Regions from separate parts of the Homo sapiens genome. Here region 1 is linked to region 2. Evidence: chromatin loops called from intact Hi-C (ENCODE). Cell type or tissue: IMR-90. All regions are shown on one strand. Each heading gives the region's core, and the rest is flanking DNA. Links, peaks and the distances in the headings are about the cores only. Region 1 holds the start of LINC00506 (long intergenic non-protein coding RNA 506). Region 2 overlaps LOC101927518 (a long non-coding RNA gene).

Region 1 (2,926 bases), core at 166-2,665, 390 kb before region 2:
CAACATTAACTCCTCAAGGAAATAACAGCATTGCTGCCAACTCATCTAAACATACTGGATATTTGCTTTGTTCTTTAGTTGTCTGTTGTTGCTACTGCCAATACCCTCAACTCTTCAAGCAACTGTTCATGTGGAAAAGATAATGGTCTTTACAGTATAAATGTGTAAAATCCATACATAGCTCTCTGGCAGTACAAAACCAGGTGGCAAGCTAGAGATATCTAGCCTATTGGCAGTAGTTAGCTGACACTTGCACTGGATGATAATGATTCTGAGAGATGTACATTTCTGTCAGAGTAGGCCCTCTGTAACATGACTGTTAATTAAAAGTATATATACAGATACATGCATATATTAAAAATATATGTAAAACATATACATAAAGTATATATACATATATACATATATTAAAGTGTGTATACACATATATATGTACACATATAAAAGTGTATATATTTATATATGACAGTATATGTTAATTTTGGTGGGATTTTGTTCTGTATTTGAGTTCCAGTAAACTTAGATATATCTAAAAATGTAAGCCATAAAACTTCTCTTCACGGGACAGGATTATGTGCTGGAGCTAGCTCACACCCTAACTAGCATCAATTGTTCAAATTCTAAAATTTTGAGTTAAAATTCAATTGCATACACTTGTTTGTAATACACTTGTTAGATGAATTTTACTGGAAAAGTAATGGAGACACAAAATTCATTTCTTCCTAATTAGTTGCTACATTTTGCTGTTATCTGTGTTCTTAGAGTTATTTATGTCTATTGTACCTTTTAGGTGGAAAAATATAAAAGAGTGTGCAATTGTGACTCTCTCCAAATCTGTATTCAACGACTACATATTGTAACTTAAAATCGCCTATGATGGGTAATTTAAACACAGAAGTCAGCAAATGCTACAAATCAGGATTTGGTTTATGGCTTTGTTGATTGTCTAGGCTAAGACATTTACGGAGTGAAATGCAATAATGAAGAAGAGATGTAAATACGTGTTGGGTCAGTAGCCATTGCTTTGTGAATAGCACATATACACTCACAAATAATTTTTGAAAACTATTATCCAAATGAGGATAAAAGTCACTCAAGTCAGAGTGAAGTTCTGTTGTCCATCTTCGTTTTTTAATTTCCTCTTTCTTGTTAATACGTATGTTAGAAAATATCAGGAGGCCTGTTGATCATGCCCTGTCCTACCAGTGGCCTCTGAGCTGCCTGCTTGGCACTGCTAAGCTGCCCCTGGATTGGTTACAATGTGGGCTTTTGTCTGGATTACAGGCGGAGGAAGAATGGGGAAGCAGCAAAGCAAGAGCCTTGCTGGAGTTGGCCACTCCTCTGTGCAACAGCCTAAATAGCGCAGCACCCAGGACGCACTAGGCCCTCCATAAATGTCAGCTTAACAGAAAGTGACAATTAATCCAAACCTGAGGCGAGTGAGAGGCGCAGCTGCAGGATCAGTGGGTCCTAGGGCTTCCTGAAACGCAGTCTTGAGGCTCCTGTAGGAAATTTTCTCCCTCTCCCCGCAGGCATGGCTTTTGTACGAGACGGAATGAATGTCAAGCTCAGGTTCAACTCGCGCTTTGGAACCCAGGAGGTATCCTCAGCGAGGCCTGATGGAGGACAGGAGGGGCTGGCCGAGGGTGGAGAGCGAAGGGATCGCCGGAGCGGAGCGAGGGTCTCATCCCCCCTGCAGGACCCTGGCAGACCCACACGTTCCCTCCTTTCGCACAAGTCGGTTGCTGCCCTCTACCCTTTGGCAGGGCATAAGAATGACTTCCGCCGCGGAGATCCAGCGCTTCCTTCCATTTTGCCTCCTGGCCCCTCCTGGAGACCGCAGCCGGTTTCTTGGCAGCTTCGCGCCCCAGAGCAGGAAGGGACCGGGACGCGGTCACATTTCAGCTTTGGTGGCTGCGCCCGCGCCCCCGTACTCCGGGCAGGAGATCTGGGCTGCGGGCGCCAGGCAGAGCTGGCATCTTCCGGGACCTGGATGGTTGTTGCGTAGGGGCTCCCAAGCTAAGCTGGTGTAGGAGCTCTCAAAACTCCCTTTCTGGCATCCCACGGAAAAACACATGAATCAGAAATTCCTCTGCCTGGTCCTTCTGTAGGGGCCGAATGGCTGGGAACTCCCAGGTACTCGCGTGGGGATCATAACCCAGAGACTGCGGGGCGACCCTCGGAGAGAAGCCCCCTGCAGCTGCACTTGGCTTCCTTTTGAGCCCTACTGCCTGTCAGGGACCCCGAAGACTGCGAGGCCAGGGGTACAGACCTGGGGTGTGCTGGCGTCCCCTTTCCATCCCAAAGTGCTATTTTATTTTCCTTTCGCTTCACTCTGGGTCTCAAGCCCTTTCAGTTTCTCAGCAGAGCAGGCCATTTCGTCTGTTCCCAAATATCTTTTAAAAGTTCATTTGTCTCGCAATCTCCCCACAATGCAGAATCTTGTACTTATCCTTTGGTACTATTAAAATAAGATAACATTCACCATTAAATTGGTCCAAAATATCTTTAATGTTAATATTTAGGTCGAGAAGCGTTGATGGCTCTTGCACAGTCTTGTGTACAAGGGAGGGAAAAGTAGTACAACTTCTCTGGAGAATAATTTGACAAAATATGTAAATAACTTTAAAAATACTTTTGAACTTGATCCATCTTTTTCTAGGATCTTTCAAAAAATTATATGAAGTCTTGATAACCTACAAAGATCTTCATCACATTATTATTTGTAAAAGAAAAAAATGAAAACAACTTTATCCACAACAAGAAACATTAGATAAGTTATGATATGTTCATCTTATAGACTATAAGTTGTCATTAAAAAGATTGACTGATGCTGTCAAAGTACAAGAAATAAAAAACATGTAAAAACAGAAACAAAAACAACCACAAAAACAAAAAAACAAGAAACAAACAACAACAAAACCTC
Region 2 (2,926 bases), core at 252-2,751:
TTACTGGGTATATATCCAAAGGATTATAAATCATGCTACTATAAAGACACATGCACACACATGTTTATTGCAGCACTATTCACAATAGCAAAGACTTGGAACCAACCCAAATGTCCATCAGTGATAGACTGGATTGAGAAAATGTGGCACATATACACCATGGAATACTATGCAGCCACAAAAAAGGATTAGTTCATGTCTTTTGCAGGGACATGGATGAAGCTGGAAATCATCATTCTCAGCAAACTAACATAAGGACCGAAAACCAGACACCTTATGCTCTCACTCATAGGTGGGAGTTGAACAATGAGAACACATGGACACAGGGCAGGAAACATCACACATCAGGGCCTGTCAGGGGATGGGGGCTGGGGGAGGGATAGGAGAAATACCTTATGTAAAGGACAAGTTGATGGGTGCAGCAAACCAACATGGCACATGTATACCTATGTAACAAACCTGCATGTTGTGCACATGTACCCTAGAACTTAAAGTATAATAGAAAAAAAAAGAAAAATTTTTGCAAGCTACAATTTTAAAAAGTGATATGCAATTTATTTTAAAGAGACAAAGTAAGCACAGTTGATTATTACTTAAGTCCTCTCTGTTGCATACCAATATGTCAGATTGTAAGCATGGCTCCCCAAACTTCTTGAGGAACAAGTAGCGAGTTCTGCTATGAAACCAGAAAGTGGAGACCTTGTACAATGTCAAGCAGATGATTTTATAAATTTTTGATGAAAAGGGTATCAATCTATGCCAATTCTGTAGTTTCTTCACGATAGAAAATATCTTGCTAGCATAATCTCTATTTAAAACCATAAACAAGCTCAAACTCAAATATGACATTATGAGTCACTCATCAATAAAACTTGCCCATCAATACAAAACAATTGGTAAGACTGATTTTTTGAACTGATTTCTATTAATTGCACATACCTAACTGGAAATTAAAGGCTAAGCTCCAGATAATTGCTTTGTTCACAGAACCTTCACTCTAATAAAGACATCCATCTTACTTTTTCCCTAGTATAATAAACCAAATTTATTATTAATCCTAAAGTTTTCTTTATATGCAACAGACATGCACCTGAAGCTTCAGTAGGAAATAACAAAATTTGAATTAATACAAACCCATATATTATATCTGTCAAATAAGAATAATGAGCTAATAGTTAATTAAGAGTTTACTTCTTTATTTTTTTTAAAGATAAAGGGGAGTTGGGGCTGTTAGAGGGGGAACCTTATCTTGAGTGACATCTAGTGGACTGCTGCAAAATGACATTTTTAAAGGTTCCTTTTTTTAAAAAAAATAATTTCAACTTTTAGATTCAGAGGGTACACATTTTTCTAAGTTGAAGCTACTACAGATAGAGTAGCTGTAACACGTTAACACTTTGCATTTGTGCAAGTAAAATAATAATCTACTCAAAAACCTTTATGTAAGCAGTAAAATTATTCTCAAAGGGAAATTACAGACGACCTAGAAAATCTATAAATGGAAAAAAGAATATCTTAACTTAAAAAAATTTCCTATAAATATAACTGCTTATGTTGTAATATATTATTATTGGAAAAAAGTTTTTAATACTTTTGAAAGCCATTAATAGTTGAGATCTCTATTTCAAGTAAATAAAAATATATACTCTATATTTTTACTCTAAAACCTCAATCTTGGAATCTTTAAACTTTTGTTTTATTGCTAAATTAAGAAGCTAATTTATTTTCTCAGAAACACTTATTCTCACTGTATATTTTCATTTGTGATTATTTGAAGTGCAAAGTCATAGTCTTTTGTTAATAGTGGAACATTGGCATATTTTCTCATTGTTCCTTGACTATCCTTTTTCAGTAACATATAAAATAAGAATATTATGTGTGATTTCCATTGCTTTATTTCTGTTTAGCTCTTTGCCTTTGAGGCCACATTGATCTTGTATTGTTGTTAGTGTTTTTTCATCTCCATTCATAGTGTATCTATTGGTAAGACATTTGGTGCTTGACCTTTATTTTGTTTCAGTATCTCTTTGTAAAATTTCCTCTCAATTCTGTTTTTCGTATGCCTTCTACAACCCTGTTCATCTCATCGGAATTTTCCTTTCTGTGTCATTTAGTTCTTGTACCTTCGGATGTATTCTAAATTTCCTTGCATTGTTCTTACCACCTTAATGCTGTCTCTGTCTGTTTAAATATTTGCCACTAATCCAAACACTCTCACAGGAGAGAACAAGTGGTGATCTTTAATTATTTTCTTTAATATATCCTTTTTCGCTATTTAAACACTGTTTACTCATTTGTCATATCCACTTTCCTGGGGTTCCTAAGGTGATAACTGAGTAATTAAAAAAAATTTTGATACTTCACTTTAAGAATATCGATATTCACTTAAAGGAATTTCCTTAACTAGCTTTATCACCATTTTTGAAATTAGCAAACTCAAGTTCTTTTAGGGTTACTGAGGAAATACAGCTTGTTGTCTATGCCCTGAAATGATTAATCTAATAATATCACATGTGAAGAAGATAATAAATAATCAAGTGCTAAATTTTGTAGTATTAACACAAGTGTTATGTTAAAATTTTAGAGAAGGTAGAGAACAAGAAGGAAAGAGTGGTATTAAGGAACTCATGGAAAGAGTAGAACTTACTTGCTATCTCATAGCAGAACCATGAGAAATAAATTTCTGTTGTACATAGCTATCCAATTTACAGCATTTTACTAAAGCAGCTAGAAATCTAAATGGACAAAGTCTTTAAATCATTTGAAAATAAATAGAAATAAAACATGTATAATTTATTTGTTTTTCATAATTATCTATATTTTCTTATAAATAAATGCTTTCTCCCATAAATCCTACTTCCATAGTATTAATTTTATGTCTTTTAGCACATAAGTAAATAATAGATGAATAATAAACTTGTATTTA

The links. Peaks named below come from ENCODE experiments on the same cell type or tissue, not always from the same donor. Only the 100,000 strongest peaks of a DNase experiment are listed, where the experiment ranks them.
Region 1: a loop joins it to region 2, with 3 times the contacts of the local background. A loop is called at or near these places in 7 of 110 quality-filtered maps.

The regions. Positions count from the first base shown.
Region 1 is chr3:87,088,112-87,091,037 of GRCh38, reverse strand. It overlaps LINC00506 (long intergenic non-protein coding RNA 506), which reads right to left and starts at 1,758. Exons shown (of 3, transcript NR_104153.1): 1 at 1,431-1,758. RefSeq lists an enhancer at 1,738-1,787. In IMR-90, for the core only: no CTCF peak of the experiment used is centred there; a DNase peak (open chromatin) is centred at 1,277; H3K4me3 peaks cover 1,061 bases; H3K27ac peaks cover 1,271 bases.
Region 2 is chr3:86,700,886-86,703,811 of GRCh38, reverse strand. The region is part of intron 1 of LOC101927518 (a long non-coding RNA gene); the gene reads right to left. Among named protein-coding and RNA genes, the nearest start is that of LINC02070, 220 kb to the right of the region's middle. In IMR-90, for the core only: a CTCF peak has its summit at 1,254 (motif pointing left); no DNase peak of the experiment used is centred there.